4 separate regions of the Mus musculus genome follow, and all the other regions are linked to region 1. The links are chromatin loops, found by intact Hi-C in ENCODE. Cell type or tissue: left cerebral cortex. All regions are shown on one strand. Region 1 overlaps Gm40055 (a long non-coding RNA gene). Region 2 overlaps Gm40056 (a long non-coding RNA gene). Region 3 has its middle 15 kb from the start of Gm32753. Region 4 holds the start of Gm40056 (a long non-coding RNA gene).

Evidence for each region. Peaks named below come from ENCODE experiments on the same cell type or tissue, not always from the same donor. Only the 100,000 strongest peaks of a DNase experiment are listed, where the experiment ranks them.
Region 2: a loop joins it to region 1, with 11 times the contacts of the local background. A loop is called at or near these places in 3 of 42 quality-filtered maps.
Region 3: a loop joins it to region 1, with 5 times the contacts of the local background. A loop is called at or near these places in 2 of 42 quality-filtered maps.
Region 4: it touches region 1 in a loop (13-fold over the local background); 3 of 42 quality-filtered maps call a loop at or near these places.

Annotation. Positions count from the first base shown.
Region 1 is chr3:57,996,308-58,001,307 of GRCm38, reverse strand. All of the region lies in intron 2 of Gm40055 (a long non-coding RNA gene), which reads left to right. Among named protein-coding and RNA genes, the nearest start is that of Gm40055, 33 kb to the left of the region's middle. In left cerebral cortex, no CTCF peak of the experiment used is centred here; DNase peaks (open chromatin) are centred at 1,779, 2,402 and 2,685; H3K27ac peaks cover 655 bases.
Region 2 is chr3:58,115,094-58,120,093 of GRCm38, reverse strand. It overlaps Gm40056 (a long non-coding RNA gene), which reads right to left. Exons shown (of 6, transcript XR_003954487.1): 3 at 1,299-2,973. Among named protein-coding and RNA genes, the nearest start is that of Gm40056, 28 kb to the right of the region's middle. In left cerebral cortex, no CTCF peak of the experiment used is centred here; DNase peaks (open chromatin) are centred at 2,126, 2,558, 3,022, 4,392 and 1 more place; H3K4me3 peaks cover 235 bases; H3K27ac peaks cover 2,586 bases.
Region 3 is chr3:57,932,880-57,937,879 of GRCm38, reverse strand. No RefSeq gene overlaps it. Among named protein-coding and RNA genes, the nearest start is that of Gm32753, 15 kb to the left of the region's middle. In left cerebral cortex, no CTCF peak of the experiment used is centred here; DNase peaks (open chromatin) are centred at 2,024, 2,548 and 2,771; H3K27ac peaks cover 346 bases.
Region 4 is chr3:58,087,476-58,092,475 of GRCm38, reverse strand. It overlaps Gm40056 (a long non-coding RNA gene), which reads right to left and starts at 3,060. Exons shown (of 6, transcript XR_003954487.1): 1 at 1,657-3,060. In left cerebral cortex, no CTCF peak of the experiment used is centred here; DNase peaks (open chromatin) are centred at 764, 1,917, 2,495, 2,945 and 1 more place; H3K27ac peaks cover 2,221 bases.

The DNA of each region.
Region 1 (5,000 bases):
GAAGAGAGCCATTCAGAAGGCATGAATCAGACAGTTCTCTAGATTATGAATCTCTTTGTTCTAGTTCTTACCATGAAGGCAACCTGCCTTTCTCCACAGTTGCTGCCTGGCTGAGCAGGTGATCTGCTAAGGGCACACTTCAACAACGCCTCTGCTATGAAGAGGACTGTTTACTATGACATCGGTTTTGGTTGCCACAGTGGTTGGAAAAGCACCATTGACATTTGCTGAGTGGAAACAGGGAGATGGGCCCCTTGTAAAGCAAAGGAAAGAGAGTTTGCTGTGGGGACTACATCTTTTAAACTTTCTAGTTTTCTTATTTACAACTATTATGTCATAATTACCAACCAGAAAAGTACAATTATCTCCATTCAAGTCAGTTATATTCATTAAGTATACATATAGATTGTTTTCAAATAGTTTTAAAAACATTGAATTTCAGAGAAGTTCAAGGCATGTTGTAAAAGAAGTATACTTTATATATTCAGAAATTTACCAAGATTTGCTTTCCATTTCAAAATCTACCTGAAGGCAGCCCTTTTTAATGTAATGAGGGCAACAGTTTAGTCAGTCTGATTTGCCCTGTATATTTTTTCATATAATCACCAATGTATGGTTATTTCATGAAATGAAAGGGAAGATCTCTATACTGCAGTGGGAAAACTGCACTGTCTATCGATGCTGTCTTTGAGCTTTTCTGATTCCATGTGAAATACTCTTCAACTCTGTTAAATGTAGATATTTAAGAACAATGAGAAGACTGCAGTAGTGGTATATGCCTCTAATCCCAGCACCCAGGAGGCAGAGGCAGGAAAATCTCCATGATTTTGAGGCCAGCCTGGTCTACAGAATGTGTTCTAGGACAGCCAAGGCTACATAGAGGAACCCTGTCTTGAGGAAGGCAAAAAGAACAATGAGAAAATAGTGTCCGTCAGTACTCATGTACATTCTCTACCACGTAGGAAAGGCTCAACTGACTCCCTCTACTCACTGCTGAAGAAGTTGGCTTTGACTTTGTAAGGGTCCAAGAATTGTTGAAGGAAGACCCCAGACTCAGTTAGTATGCAAAGACAAGAAATGTTTATTCTGCAGAAACAACCAGCATGTGGGGATTAACCATTCTCCAAAATGGCAGCCCCAAACAAAGGCGTGCAGGTCTTCTTATAGGGAACCAGAGGAACTTTCTAGAAGGATTAGGTAATCTAAAATTTCACTGGTGGGTGCTAGGGGGGTCGCAGGTGGTCAGTGGTCTGCATTCCTATGTCATGAACGTTTAACCATAGGATGAGATAGGGCTGCCCTGCAGAGATGGCTCATTCTGAGATAAGGTGTTTCCCAGTTTTTGTGGTCCCCCCCAGGCTGTTCTTTGGGAGGAGGTTTTATAAACTTGTTTCTGGATTATGATCTGTTCCTGAAGCCAGTGCCTGTAGCCTTCTTTTCTAAATCAGGCCTGGTCCTTAAATAAAGACAAAAGGGGTTTATGTCATCCTTTCAGGTTGCCCATCATAAGTAATTAAAATATGAATGTGCATCTTCCCATCTAGATGGGGGTCAAGCTTTAGAAGGTACTTTAGAACAATATCTTCAACACTAGTCTTGTCTAGTGTTTGCCAAGTGATATTCACATCTATTGAGAACGGACTTCCTTTTAGCTCTCTTCATAGGGCAGAATGCTTATTTATTTAATATGTGTGGATATTTTTACCTTCATGCACTCATTTCATGCCTGATGCCTGTGGAGGACAGAAGGGGGTTTGACTCTCCTGGAACTAGATTTCTGACAGTTGTGAGCCACCAAGTGGATGCTGGGAATCACTCGGGGAGTTTGAAAGAGCAGCAGTGTTCTTAACATCCCTGGGTATTTATTTCATGATATATGACAAAAGTTTATTTTAGGATAGCAAAAGGTGTATTAAAATATTTGTTATAGAAAGAAACATGTAGACTAACAAATTCTATAAATAAACCCACGTACATAACTGATGATCAATCTGGGTCATTATTTTTCACAGTTTGAAAAGATAGTTCTGGAGCTTCAAGCTATTTAAAGAAATTTCAAAGCTGCAAACTGTTTTGGAAAACCTTCCCCATCTTCTCAGCTCCAGCATAGTTTACATAAAACAGTCACCTGTGACTCAATTATTTATGTTCAGTGTTATATAAAAGCTGAGGCTATCTCAGACAGTCTATACTGTGTGATCACCTTAGCCTTGATTCATATCGGTAGCCCAAGATGAGAAGGTTATCACATGAAGGGACTCCTCTCCTTGCTTGAAACTTCAAGGTATGTCTTAGAGCTAACTAGCACAACCCACTTACATTCCTCAGTGATGTTCCCAGGAAGCACGATGTGTGTTTCAGCTGAAGTTTCTGGAAGCTGAAAAGAACACCATGACTCAGCTCAGCCATCTTGACACCACTCCACCCTGGCTGCTGTTTGGGAATGTTCCCAGATGACAATGATGAATGAAAAAAAAGAAAGACTCACTGCTAGTTGTGTACTACCAAAACATCCTTGTTTCAAGATATCGCTTTTCACTTTATTTAATAAACACATTTCCCTGCCCCAAAGACACACAGAAAAACTTGGCAAATAAAAATAAGCTTAAAAAAATTATAAGACTGACTTATACACTGCTTTATTTAGAGGATACTTTTCACACTTTTTTTTTCTTCCACCCACCAAAAGGAACATGCATAATAAATGAAACTGAGCTTGGCAGGAAATCCATCAATAAGGTTAATTTAATGTAGGCAGAATCGCTAATCTCCATATGGCCATCAGGGGTTGTTCTTATTTCAAAACCAATGACTCCCAAACAGCAGAGCTGAGAAGGAAAGCACACCCCCACCCTGAGATATCATATGGGAATTCAGGTTTCAGGTCACTCACAGCAGAGAGAGAGAGAGAGAGAGAGAGAGAGAGAGAGAGAGAGAGAGAGAGAGAGAGCTGTCCAGACTCCAGCTCATCACTCACTCGTTCCAACCTTCTGACGAGACAGAAGGTCCATAGCTCCTCTCAGCTTCCTCATCAACAGAACCAAGAGACAGTGCACAGAGCTGAATGCTGTATATGTGGCAGGTGTTTCAGAAGAAATGTTTAGCATTGTATCTAACATTTAAAGATTTCATTTGTAAATAGTTTAAGTTGGTGACAGTAATAGTACAACCCTTAGCAAGGGTTGCTCACCTTGAAAGGGAGGTAGAGAAAGAGAGATAAAGCCTGGGAAAGTATAGGCTCTTTTTTCCTTTCTTTCTTTCTTTTCTTTTCTTTTTTCTTTTTTTTAAAGTCACCCATCAATGACTGAACTGTGAAAAAATTTGAGTCATGTTAGGAAACTGTTTTGTTCCTGTTGACTCCTTTGGTATGTATATAAAATAAGAACCTTGGGAAACAGGTTTTAAATGACTTTGGTAGTAAGATGCTAATATGTGTTTTCTGGTAGCTGGCATGTTCTATGCTACCATGAAGTTTCAGTTATTAAGAAAAAAAAGTATCTGAGAGTATTAGCTGAGTCCACAGCAGCCTTTTCATGACATAAATTTGCTTAAGTTACAGAGTGAAGTAAATGCAATTATAGACTCTTGGGCATGACAAGGTACCATTCCTTTTTGACTGATTTTTTTAAATAACAAAAATTATATAATAGGTGCCTATGTAGAGATCAATCCTGTTTAAAATGTGATCTAGTCATCTGAGAAGATGGAGTGAGATTGAAGAGGAAATCATCACTCTTTTGAATGAGACTTATGGACAGCTACTGTGCAGCTTGCTTTACTACAGAGCAATTGTGATAAAAACTGCATGGTACTGGTATAGTGACAGACAAGTAGACCAATGGAATAGAATTGAAGATCCAGAAATGAACCCAAATACCTATGGTCACTTGATCTTCGACAAGGGAGCTAAAACCATCCAGTGGAAGAAAGACAGCATTTTCAACAAATGGTGCTGGCACAACTGGTTGTTATCATGTAGAAGAATGCGAATCAATCCATTCCTATCTCCTTGTACTAAGGTCAAATCTAAGTGGATCAAGGAACTTCACATAAAACCAGAGACACTGAAATTTATAGAGGAGAGAGTGGGGAAAAGCCTCGAAGATATGGGCACAGGGGAAGAATTCCTGAATAGAACAGCAATGGCTTGCACTGTCAGATCGAGAATTGAGAAATGGGACCTCATGAAACTGCAAAGCTTCTGCAAGGCAAAAGACACCGTCAATAAGACAAAAAGACCACCAACAGATTGGGAAAGGAGCTTTACTTGAATAGTAGGCAAGAAAGGAAGGAGGGGAAGAAGGGAAGAGGGAGAAGAGGTGGGGCAGAGTAAGAGAAAGGAGAATGTGAGAGAGGAGGAAGTTTTTGTTTTCTTCTTTCTCCTAAGGTCTGGTTCAACTTTAAAAGTCTGAAGCTGTGTAGAGGATTGGAGAGAGGGAAAGAGAGAAACTAAAAAAACAGAGGGGTGGTGGTGAGAGATAAGTGTAAGAACAAACAGCTTCAGGAAAATATTGACAAAGGCAGATTTTATAACCTGTCAATCATTGGCACCAACTCATTCCAATTAATGCTGCTATTCTAACTGATCTTAAAGCAAATGTTGTCTTCTGAATTAGTATTGTTTTAAGATGAAGTTATATTCCCCTTAGTCTTTGCTTTAAACATGTTTGCATTTAGTGATTTAGTGTGTAGTACTCTCCAAAAGATATAGAGGGCCACATTAAAACAGTCAAAATCTACTTGCCCAGCGTTCCATAACTTTTCCATCCCAACCTGTTAAAATCCTCCACAATATTTTGACTCCATCCTTGACTCTACAGTTCAGAGCCTTGAGGTTTTGTACCACCTAGCTATGTTACCTCACACAAGCTAATTATCATCTCTAAGCATTAATTTCCTAATCCTGAAAATGAAGAGAATTAAAGTAAGGGCAGTTAGTCAAGAAAAACAAAATCAAAAGAGCAATCCAAATTGTAGAGGAAGAACTGTTCCTAAGCAAA
Region 2 (5,000 bases), 120 kb before region 1:
ATATGAACTGAGGTCCTCATTCATATGAACTTTACCCATTGAGTCATCTCCCCAGCCATTTCTCATTGTTAAACCTGAAGCTTCAATGGTTAACCCTTTACCAACTCTTTGAATGCATTCTCTTCTCTAAAATTTAAGACCTTTGTTCTCACTAAATATATATATATATATTGAATTTTCCTTGATTTAGACTTTCTTTTACTGATCAGTTCATGCATCACTTTCTGGCTTCCTTTCACGAGTGTGTTGCCACATACCCGAGGATCTTAGGACTCCAAGTTTCCACGAGAGACTACAATTCCCAGTATTCCCTACTCATACACCACTTATGTCTAGCTGGGCCTGTTGACTAATTTTCAACAATTGGATTTGAGCAGAATAATTTTGTAAAGATATGGGTATACGGTGTCAATGGGAACACATGTACCCATAGTCTCTTTCCTCATATGCAGATGCTAAGAAGAAAGAATTGCTGGACAGAGAGGGTCTGGGCTCTGAAAGGCCTTAGGGACCATAGCCTCACCTTGAGCTATCCATAGCTATCCTAGGAAGATAACTTCTACAGGGATTGCAACAGAAACATGGAAGTCTGTGATACAGCCTCATCTCTCTTCTGACTTGCTTTTCTTCTGGCAACCATCCCACTGTTCACTCTCTCTCTGTCTCTCTCTCTGTCTCTACCTCTCTGTCTCTGTCTCTCTCTCTCCCCTAAATAAACTATTGAAGGTTTAATGCCTTTCAAAAACTGTTTCTTTAACAAAAGTCTTGAAATTAGAAAAGACTTCAAATTTCCATGAAAAGAATTTGGAATTGTAGAACCCTTGAGAAATAGAGAGAGGGATGGAGAGAAACAGAAAATTACTTGACCATAGCTTTTAATCATCTATAATTCATACCTAATCATTTGTTGACACTTACATACATTTTTATTGAAATTTACATACATTGTGATAAGTACTGCATTGAATCCCCCACCCCCCAACTTTTAGATATCTCAAACAGGAATTATTCTGAGGAAATCTGGCAAGCTCTTTCCCTTTTCATTCTTTACATGTTTTAAAACACCCACTTATTTTCTCTAGAAATCACAGCTTCATCATTTTTCTCTATATCCCAATGAGCTATAAACTGATATCTGAAAATTTATGTATCTGTCTATCACTAATCTACCCACCTATCGAATCCTCCGTTGCTGTTCAAAGATATTTGAGACATGCTGCATATATGTGGGTGCTCCAGAGAAAAGGAACCGATAGTATGTAGATAGTTTGAGTCTGCTATCTCTCCCACATACTCACGTCTGAACTCTTGGTCTCCAGCTGGGGGTTCTACTGGGGAAGGCTGTAGATCCTCTAGGTGATGGGGTTTAGCTAGCAGAAATAGGTACCAATGGTAAGTCCTTGAGGGTATAATATCCTCGGCTCCTTCTCATCTAGCTCTTTCCTATTAGAACCACCATAGAATGGTTTCCACCATAAGCTCTCAATGCCACAGAGCTGCTTTGTCTTGCCCTGCCCACCATGCGGTGGACTGAAACCCTTGAAACCCTGCACCAAGATGAAGCTTTCCTTCGTTAATGATGCTCTTGTCAGGCACTGTGTCACATTCATGAGAAAAGAAAGTACCCACCTCCTGGCGCATGTGTGTGCATGGTGTGTGTGTGTGTGTGTGTGTGTGTGTGTGTGTGTGCGTGTGCGTGTGCGTGTGCGTGTGCGTGTGTGTGAGTGTGTGTGCATATGTGTTTGTGTGTATGTGTGGTGGGATTTATTAATTGGCTTAGCAGACCAGAGGCTGAGTAGTCACAGGAGCTATAGGCAGAGATCCACAGAAACCACTAGCTTCTCAATCAAAGAATCAGGACTAGTAATACGCCCCCATTCTGAAACTGAAGGCCTGGAAACTCCCCAGAGAATTGCTGGTGTGAGTCTACATTCAAAAGCTGAAGAGTCTGTGATCTAACGTTCACAGACCATAGCAATAGCAAAAGTGCATCTGCTCAAAATGAGTTTTGTGTGCCCTTGCTTCTGCTTTTCCTTTTGTTTGATCTAGGCTTCAAGCTTACTGGGCGAGGTCATGCACATTCAGAACAGGTCTTCCCAAGTCAGTTTCCTGACACACATACCGACTGTCTCTGGAACCACTGTCCGACGTAAGCCCTAAGTGTGCTTTAATACTTCTCTAGATGTCTTTCAATCCACTCAACCTGGGAACCAAATATTAACCATCACAGACTATCTCCTACATGTTTGTTATTTCCAAAGAACTAAGCCTGGCAACTTTCATGCAGCTGACACTTAATAACCACATATTTACATAATGGATGCATACCAGTCTTCTAAATCTTACATATTAACTACTCCTTTCATTTCTAAACCTAACTATCAGAATCAAGCATAATTTGATACCACATTAAAATTTCTGGAGCTAGGTTTCAGAAATGTCTATTTTCAACAAGCTCCCCAAGCAATTTGGAAGCTGCCAGCTTGTTACCAGCCTGCAGACTGGAATTTGAAAACCAAGGACTGCTGTATCTTTCTTCGCCCCAGAATCCTACATTCCCTTTTCTCCACCTGTGTACCACTCTAACCATTTTCTCTTAGCAACCAAGTAACCACGCTGGCCCATCTTGAGATGCTCACCATGAGATAAAGACATGCTTTCAAAGTCTTTAGAAAATAACCATGTCTACAGACATCAAAACTTTGTCCTACCAATCACCTGCTTCCTGCAAGTGAGTAACTACTTATACAACTCAGATAATCATAGAACATGGTCTAGATACATTTCAGCACATGGCATCCTTACTCCATGACAGACTCATTAAAATCCCCACACTGACCTTCATCTGTTTTGTCTCGTCTTCATTTCTCCCTAGCACTTGGGAATCTCACCTTCTTAGATAACCGGATTCTGCTGGTTTTGCAAGCTGAGCCGACCTGGAGCATCCTCTTCTGGGCAGCCTTCGTAAAGAGGCTGTTGAAGGAGAACAAAGCAGATTCAAGAAAACGGCCATCTGGTTTCCATGTTGCAGATGCCCACATGAGCCTTGAAAAACTCCAGCAGGGGAGGAGGTGGAAGATCCCGTGGGCTGGCTGATGAAGGGAGAAATGAGGAGGAGACTCTTTCCCCTCAGAATTCCCACAGTTGAACCGAGTCTTCATAATGGCAACCAGGAAGTGAGAACTGGTTGACATAATTATACATCTAAATTCTTAAGTAAACAACCTTATTTTTATATTTATAGCCCAGAGACGAGTGTGTGGCCACCTTCCTATCCTAGCTCTTTGGAGAGGATCAGAACGAGAACCTTTGTCTAATTCCCTATATTCCCTTTTGCTTGTGTGTTTTAGCCAAACTTCTGCCAAGGCAAAAGGAACTCTACACGTGTATGTCATTAAGCGCTACATATGTTATATATCATATGCACATCCATCCATATATATAAAATACAGGGTAATCTCCTATATCTACTGTAGACATGGTAAAAACCAGGGTAAGAAATATAATTTTATTTAAAGTTTCATTTAAAATGTTTAGAACTTTGGAAGTTAAAAAAAAAAAAATCTTAGCAATGTCCTAATCCGATCAGTCTCGTTTTAGAGGATAAATGTAAAACTCAGAGAGGCAAATTGCCCTGCCCATGCACATACAAGTTAGTCAGGACCAGATTTATAGGGGTCTGAGTGATATGTGCCCTAGATCTCTCCTAAAAGAAGAATTTGTTGTTTCTGCTGCTCTGAAGGCAGATGGCAGCTAGCCTTCAGCTGTCAGCTTCTTTGAGACTTTCCTGGGTTAGTCCATATCCAAAGACCCACTGGAGTGCAGAGGACCAGCCTTTTGACCTTGCTTGGGGACACTTTAATGGTCACTTTATCTTCAGACATCCTTGTTGGCTGCATGAAGCTATCAGGTTGGTAGTGGATCTACTTTTGTTGATTCCAAGGGCACTACTGAATATATTTCCTATACATTGATCTTCATTGTAGACCTTTATCTTCAAATAATCTGATCTGGAGCAAGAATGAAATAAGAATGGATAAGAATTATTATCTTTTTGTTCCTGAGAAAATATCCATTCTGGAATTGTGGTGTGCATGTGTGTGTGTGTGTGTGTGTGTGTGTGTGTGTGTGTGTTGTCCACGCATGTGTGTGTGTCTGTCTCTGTGTGTATATGTTTGTGTGTATGTATTTGTGTGTCTGTGTATATGTATGTGTGTGTCTGTATCTGTCTGACTGTGAGATAGACATATGCATATGCATTATAGAGGCATATCTACATGCTTTCTTGGTCTCCACACTTCTAAGAGCTTTGGAGAGGTGAGGTGGAAAACAGCTCCTTTAAGAAAAAAAAAGTACAACCCACTTTAAACTCCCTGGCAGATGCATGTGCATTCTCACCACCCGCCAAAATGCTCTGGATTTGCAAATGAAAGACACACACACACACACACACACACACACACACACACACACTAGCTTATTTTTAATATGCTCTAAGCAGTTCAATGGTTGGACACTTCCAAACCTTCCTGGGGCTAACACACTCTCCCCTCTGACATTCCTGAATTATTTCTTACTAAAATTTGTGTTTCATCTCTGCTGCTCCAGATTCAATTAGGGGACTGCTTTCCCCCTATTCTTACATGGCTGGTTCTCTGTCTTCCCCAGCTCTCATGGGTGTATCCTATTGTTTCTCTGGCATGGCAATTCTAAACTGTTGTCTTCCCATGGTTCTTTGCCCAGGAAATCTAAACTCCCTCCTTTGTCTCCCTGTCCAGCCATTGGCCACTGGCAACTTTATTTACCAATTAGAGCCACCTGGGGACAGGGACACTCAGTGGCTCACACTCAGATGTGTGAATTCTCATGTGTGACTTTGGGAGCCGAATTAAAACAAATAGCATTACAACCAATCGACAACACAACCAGACCATGAAAGAAATGCTGTCACATCTTCAGACAGTAATTTTCAGGCATGCAAGGGGAAGCCACATGACTGA
Region 3 (5,000 bases), 63 kb after region 1:
ATACATTTTGAAAATAGGAAATTATATTAACCTTGGAAAAAAATTTTAAAGTCTTGGAGTTGGAGAAACAGCTCCATGATTAAGAGCCCATTTTGTTCTTACTTTAGTCCCAGGTTTGGTTTCTAGCACCCATATGGCAGCTTACGACCATAAGTAACTCCAGTTTCAAGGCATCTGGCACCCTCTTCTGGCTTCCACTGGAACCAGGCATACACATAATGCACATACAGGCAAAAGCACTAATTCACATAAAATAAAAATTAACTGGCAAATTAAATTTTTAGGGGAAAAAAAGGCTTTGAGCACCATTCAATTTTCAACCATTCCCCAAGTTACATTGACATAAGGTCCACATTCACAGGTTAGAAGCTAAACCTAGTTGATTCATAATTATACAGGTCCTGTTTCCATCTGTTTCTGTTTTTGAGAGAGTGTCTCACTTAGCATAGGCTGGCTTTGAACTCATAACCCTCCTGCTCTTATCTCTCAAGTGTTATAATTATAAACACGCACCACCACACCCAGTTTCAATTCTTGCTAAGATCATAATTCAAAATCTAAATTGAGAAATCCCAATCTCACATCCCAAGACTGAGCCAAAATTGTTACATCTGACCTTCCCGAGCACTTAGGCCTGAGCCAGCACTTCTTTTTCTTCATAGAACATTCTGGTTCTCTTTTCTTCTTGAGCTCTAGCAGACACAGCAAGCAAATCAAAACCTAAAGGAGTAAGATGATCAGGTTTGCCTGAATATTTAGAAATCAATGCAATTATATGTCCTTTCAACTGACTGCTTCATTATTTATACAAAAATTGAGCCCTGTTTTGAGCTCTTAAAATCTGGTAAGTTTTCCAAAAGTGTATTTACTGACATTGAGCACTCGAAATAAATGGTGCCATAAATCTTAGGCTGTTTACTCGCAAGTTAGCTTAACTCAGGTTTGAGCCCAACTGAAATTCCCTGAGCTCCATTTACATCAGTAAAACAGTTACCTTATCTACAACTTGACCTGTGTTGTGATGACCAAATGAGATGAGATTTGTAAAAGGACTTACAATGCTGTAGTATTGATTGTCAAGCTGCCATGATCTAGAATCTCCTATGAGGCATACCTTATAAGTTTACAGACTTATAAACTGGAGTGAGAAGAGGCACCCAAGTTGGGGCAGTGCAGTTCCATGGGCTAGTGTCCTGGGCTGATTAAATGCAAGAATGTGTGTCAATCATCATTATTCATTACCCTCTGCCTCCTGCAAACGCGCAGATGCAATGTAACTGGAGGTTACATGCTACTGTTGGCACAATTTCCTCTTCATGATGTCCTCACTCTGATAGACTGTATCCTCAAACTGTGACCCCCAAATAAACACTTTCCTCCTTAAATTTCTTTGCCAGGTATTTTGTCACACCAGAAAACTATATAAGCCTGAAATAACATTTGAGAAACATGTTCTCAACTAATCATACTTATCAATATGCTATATTAAAACCACAATATAGTATATTCACAACAGCCAAGTAGACAGAAGACAACGGGCAGCTCTTTTTCTTCCTTTGTGTATTCAGTGTTCCCTCAGCTCCTCTGTTCTACTAGAACATTCTAGAAGCAGGGAATGCATTGGGAGACAAGAAAAATAAGCCAGCACTACTGCTTTCCTGGAGGACATATGTGAGTGGCAAGAAAATGCCAGGCAAAAAAGGAAACAATAATGATAACTTTTAGACATTCATAAATCATAGGAAGAAAATGAAACACGGTGATACAATGGTGATGTGTGGATTATTAGGGGAGATCTCTCTAGAGAGATAATTGCAGCCACACCTGCCAGAGGAGATGCCGTGGGAATATACAAGGTAAAGTGATGGACAGCATGTATCAAGCCCTGGGGCAGCATCAAGCTTGACCTGATCGGAGAGCAGACTGCAGGCACTCTTGGCTGAGGTCGAGGCCCTGGATTATGAATGTGTTCCATGATGCCCAGAGTGTGCAGTGCCGGGGATCAAACCAAGAGTTTTCTGCCTGCTAGGCAAGTTCCCCACCAGTTGATCCACATCTCCATATCAAGGTATATAGTTTTTTTAAGTCCACTTTCCGGGTGAGAAAACTGAGGCAGGGATGCTTAATAGTAGCTAGTGGGAAGCAGACCTAAGGACTGAACCTATGCCACTGGCTCCAGGGTACCTGCTTTTTACATCACAATTTTGCCTCTTTCCTAACTAAATTGCACAAATATGCATCTTTTGTTATTTGAGTGATATATGAGGAGAAACCAAAACTGTATTTATTTTGTCATTTGTTGCTTTATAAATAAGTGCAATTGTTTCCCTTCTTCCTAAAGATGGAAGCCCCAATTCGTTTTTTTTTATCTCAAGTACACTCTTGGGAAAATGACTATAGAAAGTGGCTCTGATTAATTCATGTTCTCCTGACTGATGGGGGAAAACCCTTGCTGGGCCAAATGAAGCCCACTCATCTCCTATGCATTGCCTAGTTATTTTTAAAAGCATGACAGTGCACCAGATTAAAGCAGAAAGTCTCGCTTTCCTACTTATCCTTCTAAGTTTGCATTATGGATATACAAGAACAACTGACTCTTCTTAACTCTCCTCACCCCTACTCAAAAGTTCCACACACAGCACAGTAACAAGGAGCAGAGAATGCTTACAACCTAAACACATTAAAGATAGAGTCATCAGATAGGAGGGAGCCTTAATTGAGAAGATTCCTCCAGAAGATTGAGCCGAGGCAAGCCTGTAGGACATTTTAAAATTAGTGATTGACGTGGGAGGCCTTAGCCCGTTGTGGGTGGTGCCATCCCTGTGCTGGCTTTTCTGGCTTTTATAAAAAAGCAGGCTGATCAAGCTATATAGAGCAAGCAGCACTCCTCCATGGCCTCTGCATCTGTTCCTGCCCTGTTTGAATTCCTGTCCTGACTTTCTTCAATGGTGAACTAGAATGTGGAAATACAAGCCAAATAAATCATTCCCTCCCAAAGTTGCTTTGGTCATAGTGTTTCATCACAGCATCCTAAGATGAGTAGCAAGGATGCTTACCTGTGTGTCGGTGTCATCTGTCTAGCCTGAATCTGTCTTAGTCTTTAACTTTGTCATTTTGTCAACATGGATGTCTGGTTAATATTTCTGATACATTTAGCTTTTTTTCCCCTTGCCTTTTTTCTTTTTCCTTCCTTCCTTTTTTCCTTCCTTCCTTTCTTCCTTTTTTCCTTCCTTCCTTTCTTCCTTCCTTTTTTCCTTCCTTCCTTTCTTCCTTCCTTTTTTCCTTCCTTCCTTCCTTCCTTCCTTTTTTCCTTCCTTCCTTCCTTCCTTCCTTCCTTCCTTCCTTCCTTCCTTCCTTCCTTCCTTCCTTTTTTCCTTCCTTCCTTCTCTCTCTCTCTCTCTCTCTCTCTCTCTCTCTCTCTCTCTCTCTCTCTCTCTCTCTTTCTTGTTCTTAAAAACCTCACCCTGAGAAAGGCTCAGGGCTGCAATTAACTGGTTTTTGGTTTCACTCTGGGACATGGAAACACAATTTCACTTAAACTACAAGTGACAAGCTTATAGTTTACCACCCACTGTAGTTGCTGGCCTGCTAATAAAGGCTTTCTACTGTCTTAAACCTGTCTTCTGAGCAGTCTTCTCTGGTAAGATACCCAACAGTTTCTTATTGGTAGCTTCTAAAGCCTCCCTTTCTCCCACTTTTCATAACACCAGCAAAGGTCACTTTGCGTCCCAGGGATGTACTTTAGGGGATTCCGATGATCCCCCCAGGGAAGAGACTTCTTGTTCTTTTGGAATCCGTGTAAAGAAGAAATAAAAACGCCAGCAGCCAGACCACCTTCCGTCCAAGCAGACCATGGAGATTTGGTTCAGTGCTGTGCTGGTCACCCCTTTCCACATGCTGAATAAAAATGTTGTCTCCTTAACATCCCACTGTGTTATTCTCTGGCTCTCTCACTCTCTGGTTCTCTTGTTCTCCCTCTCAAAATCTTGCCCCCCCCCCCTTTCTGCCAACATCCTGATAGGAGGCTCCATGCCCCTCTCTGGCCTGAAACTTGAGAGGACTACATCCACCTCCCCCAGTCCCCAGGCTAACCTGGTTTAGGTTTTACTCTGGGATATGCAAACACACTTTCACTTAAACTCTAAATGACAAGCTTCATTGTGGGCAGCAGCTCAGGATTACTATGGAAAGAAAGTGGGCAGACCCTTGAGGGAAGTAATCTGGAGTATTACTGTGGTCAAACTTCACAATAAAATTAATAATAATAATAATAATAATAATAATAATAATAATAATAAATAATAATAATAATATAACGTTTGCTTAAACTTACATTACAGAGAAAAATACCTCAGTTAAATTTAATTTTTCAGGCAAATAAGGTATGTTCCGATATTGAATAGGACACTACCTCTGTGGCATCATGAGAACACAGGAAATTGTCAAAGGGTGAGAGCACAGTAGGAATAAGGACTTAGCATCTGAGTAACCATGTGACCCTCCCCACTCCAGCTGGTAGAACCACCATGCACCAACAGAAGAAACAGTTCTCAAGGGGCCCAAGAAAGTTCCTGAAAATAGAAACATTGGTGCTAGCACAAACCTGCCTTGCAATTAGCCTGAACAGCTTGGCACCGCATCCAAGAAACACCAAAGTGGGACAAAAGAAGGAACAAGGGGACTGTGTACCAAGAGAGTGTCTGTCATGCCTGTCTCTTAGACACCAAGTCTGTGTCTGAGAAGCTCATCTGCATCTGGGATTTCTGTGCTCTCCGTTTTTGTCTCATGTACATTTCCCTTGTTTCTCAGTCAAGTGTCTTTGTGAGTTTTTTCAATTTATCTCTAGATAATTAATGTTCATGCTGTAATTCCCTTTTTTAATTTATTTATTTACATTCCAAATGTTGCTCCCCTTCCTGGTGGTCCCCCCTCCAAGAGTTCTTCAGCCCATCTCCCATCCCCCTTTCCTCTGAGAGAATGTTCCCTCACCCACACCCAGT
Region 4 (5,000 bases), 91 kb before region 1:
CATATGAATATATATACATATATTATATGTAGTATATGTAATATATATACATATATATTTATATGCTGCTTTTGCATATGAAAAGACACGTGGTATTTTGTTTTCCCCATCATTCTCCCTTTCTCCTCTTCTTTAGAGTTCTTCCTGACATATAGTCCTTTCTGTTTTCTCATGATAAAGTGTTTTTGGTTTGTTTTGGTTTGTTTATTTTTGCTTTATTGAGTGTGTTGTTTTGTTTTTAGTTTTAGGTTTTTGGTTCATGTATCTTCTTTTCCACATCACACAGAGGCAGCTGCTAATCTTCTTCAACCAAAACTTCAGCTTGTTTGGTTTTTTTATCCCCTTCCAAAAAAAAAAAAAATGAATGGGACGATTGCCTCTCCCATTCTGCTGCTTCCCAGTGTCTTACACCCAGAAATAGTGATGAGTTTCTGCACAGAAACCCAGAGCCTTCAAATAGCCTTGGCACGCTGCTTGGGAGAGTGGGAGCAGAGAATGAGCACAGCTCTGATCCAGACTTGTAGTTCAGGGATACACAGACGAGGCAGGATACAGAAGCACATGCATACCTGGGGCATTTGCAAGAAGTAGGAAGTCCCTTGCTTTTATATTTGATAATTCTATTCATAGTTTGGCCTTCATCCTGCCTGCGGGCACAAACTTAATATGATTAATTCTGGATCCCCCTTTGCCCGTGAGCTTGGACCTAAGTAGAGCGGGCTGGTGACATGCCATGGCTTACAGCAGGAGCATCTTGATGTTGGTGACTCTCAGCAGTAGTGAGAGATGGAACTCAGGGTTCTCCACTGTATTAGTCAGTGTTTTTGCTGTGAAGGGACACCATGAGCAAGGCAACTCTTATAAAACAAAGCATGTGTTTGGGGGTTGCTTATAGTTCAGAGGATCAGATTATTCTCAGCATGGGAAGGAGCAGGGTGGCACACAGGATGCTGGAGCAGTAGCTGAGAGCTACAACTTGATCCTCAGGCAGAGAGGGCTAACTGAGCCTGGAGTGGACTTTTAAAACCTCAAAGCCCACTCACAGGGACACACCTCCTCCAAAAAGGCCCCATTTTTTTCCAAACAGTTCACCAACTGGGGACTAAGCATGCAATTATATGGGTCTATCGGGGTCATTATCATCCAAACTGCCTCATCTGTGTACCTGAGTTGTTCTCACAGACTTCTCCTTAGGGGAAAGTAGGATCTTGACATACGTCACAGAAAAAGTCTTAGAACATGTCCATGAGAATTGAAGTTGGAGTTCATTAAGCAAGACAGTATATATTCAGGTAGAAGACAGATACATGCTCAAGGATGTCAACAATAGTGTGTGTGTGTGTGTGTGTGTGTGTGTGTGTGAGAGAGAGAGAGAGAGAGAGAGAGAGAGAGAGAGAGAGAGAGAGAGATTTTGTGGCTTTAAGTAACAATGTTCAATGAATGTCATCTATATGGAAGTTTGAGAAAGTAAAAATGCTTGGTTTACCTTTTTCAGAAGGGTCTTTTGCTTATAAATATGATTCTAAGGAGGTTTAATGTGGTTTTTGTTCAAATGAGGAAGGAAAGCTATAATAATAATAATAATAATAATAATAATAATAATAATAATAATAATAATAAAGTAGTAGTAGTTAGAAAGGCCAGAGGAATTCTTACCTCACAAGGAGTCCTCGTGAATGAATTAATTCTTAAGTCACAAGGAAGTTAAGACGTGCTTTTTGTCTGGAAAGATGGTTCATAACCTTGTTAGTGAGACTTTCTCAGACGGGAGTACGTCCTCTGCGGGCCATTTGGTCAGCTGTCTTGAAATTCTTGACTGTCCGCCAGCAAGAGATTTCATCCAGATCCTAGGGCGCCACGGCTTCTCTTTCTTTCTCATGCCTCCTCGGCTTTCCATCTTTCTCCTTGTCTGAGTAACCATCAACTAGGCAGGAATGTGCTGAGATGTACAACTTTGCCATTGCTCCAAGTCCTGCTGTTTCTCACCCCCTTTTCTAATCTCTAGGCCTCCTCAAGAGCAGTTATTTTGCTTCCTTCAACCTACTTTGTCTGCTTCTTGGTACATCTATCATTGCTCTTGGAACTGGGTATTGATTCTAGGAGGCTGCTCCATCTCCCTAGATCCTCCACATAACCATCCTCCCTCGATGCTGCTTACTGCCAAGCACGTGGTCAACAGGCAAGTTTTCCACCCCTCAGATCTCACTGGGAAAGCAACAATGGACTCTTAGGCTTGGATCCATCAAATCCACCTAGACTCCTACCATTGTCCCCGTTCTACCTTCAGGTACCGCCTAGGGAAGGCAAGTCTCTGGGCACCTCTTCAGGAGCCAAGTTCCTCTGAAGTTCTCTTTCCCATCTATCCGGGGAGTTCATAAAGCGAGTCAGGAGGGTGGGAAACACGAGCTCAGAGCTGCTATGTTTTCTTTGGAATCCTTTGTCCTACATTCTTTCTGGATCCTGCTGTGGGTTGCACATTTAAAACTGAAAGACACCTCTTCCTCTCCACGGTGAGGCTCCCTGTTCTTTGGCAAAGTGCCTTAAGTTCACTGAAGCTTGAGTGGGAGACGTGCCATAGGCAAGAGCTGGCGCCTGAGCGGGGAGCCCTGCGGTTAATATCTTAAAATATTCTTCCACCCGGGGTGGGGGGTACTAATACACAATGCTTCGCTGAAAGCCTTTTTGAAAAAGCGAGTTTCCAAGAACATTCAGCTCCTGTTCCCTCTCCCTATGCTAAACGTTAACCCTGGCTTCAGAATGGTCAGTACTATAGATTCGTTTAATCCTTTTGGTTTATTTAAAGAGCCAATCTCGTCTCGTCAGTTTTGCAAACAGGCTGTGCCCTGCTCTAACCTACTCCCCGTTTCAGACTGCCTTACCCTGAAAGACGCCATCTTGCGAGCAGCTCTGACTCTATTTTGAAGATAGAGGAACGCTCTGCACCTGGGTGGACACGTAAACGGCGCCATCTGTCACACCACCCACACGACACAGAACGGGGTGAACTGAGACTGGATGGGTGCATGAATGCATTAAAATCATATGAGAAAACCAGGCCCAAGAACTTATTAGACACACCAAACCAAGGAAAGACTGTAACTCCTTCCCTGGGACCTTATACCAGGTAAACAACCAGTATTGTAACAGCATTGCCTTGTGACCAAACTTGTGGTCACAGTCTGTGCCCCTAGGAACCAAGGTCTGCTTACTTATGTTTGGAAGGGCTGACATAAACGGCTCCATCTTGTTGTTTGAAACAGGGCATTTCTACAAAGCCTGGACAGGCCTCAAATTTACAGTCATCCTGTATCATCTTCCCAAATTCTAGGATTACAGGCAAACTCTACCATACCCAACATGGCTTCATTCCATTCATTTCCCTTTGTCTCTGAAGACATGGCTGATTAAACGTCTGTTGGTTTCTTTTCTATGGTAACAGGATGTCTGGTCCATCTTTCCAAGGAGGTCATATTGAGTAAATCCCCCTTTTCTGTTGTTTCCTGTTAGTGTGCCTGTTTTAATTGGCTTCTTAAGCCTAAATTACTGAATATGGCTCCCAGAGGTACAGGCTGTGACCCCCAAGTTCGGTATTAGTCCCACAAACCTGTCATCTCATTATTCACTGTGTGCATAGAGGAATCTGTAGGCAGAGAACTCCCAGGGCCTTCAGCTTGGCTCATCCTGGCCAGTATCTACTAACACTACTGTCTGCCCATACACCTGCTTATACATTTGGACCTTCCATCCATTCACCTGCCTGTTCATTGGTCTGAACCATGTCCTGTCCTTTGGCTACTTCAACTGATTCAGCCCTATAGCTTTGTTCCCATCTTTGACCCAACAGCAGTGGCAGCAGTAATGTGTTCCCAGAGTTCTCTGGCCTTGTTGGTTATCTCATTCCTTCAGACTCTTATATTTCTATCAGATTGCGAGCGCTGGTTTCACAGGCCTCTTTGAAACACCTTGCCTCTTTAGTACTTTGTAGTCATTCTGTAACCTACACACACACACACACACACACACACACACACACACACACCTGTGTGATATGTAATATGTAATCTGAGAAATGATATTAATATTAGGATAAAATAACGTGTTTGCCTCAGTCGTGTATCTGGCAAATCATTGCTATTGAAACCCCTGTGCCTTGTGAAGTTATTATTATTCACTAAATATTGTTATTGTGGGGGAAGGCAAATATGATCATTCATATTGCTGACATAGTACACTCATGGCAATCTCTATGAATTATGGAAGTTCAACTTCTGAGTACAGTCACAATTGATTGGTACATGATGGACATCTTCCTATCATCCATCCTCAAGGCACTTACAGTGAGGACTCTGTTGTGTCTAGATTCGAGATTCATTGTCTGAGCTTAAGATTTTCAAGATTTGATTATTTTGTTTGATGTGGTTGCTTTATTATTGTTATTATTATATAGTATCCCATTATACAAATATACCAAGACTTATTTTTTTCTGTTCTCTTTTTGATAGGCATTTAGGGCCTTTATAGTATAAGGAAAGTTGCTACAAATGTTCTTAGACATATCTTCTAGTAGACAGAGGCTTCAATTCTGGGAATATACTTAGTTGTGGGATTACTGGGTTTGATATTTATATATATATATATTTAGCATTCATGTGTATGCTAGTTTATTTTCTTGTTGTGGCAAAATATCTTATAACAAGCAACTTAAAGAAAGAAGGATATATTTTGACTTGCGGTTTGAAGGTACAGCCTACTGTGGAGAGAAAGGTGTGGCCGTGAGAGTGGTTGCAGGAGCATGAGGCAGCCACAGTCAGGGAGCAGTGCGATGATGGTTTTACTCACTGCTTTCATTATTATTATTATTATTATTATTATTATTATTATTATTATCATTGTTAACATTATTGTTCAGCCTGTGATCCAGTCCTTAGGATAGAGCCATTCCTATTCAAAGTGAGTTTTCTCTTCTCAGCTAAACTTCTATGGAAACACCCTTAAAGGTA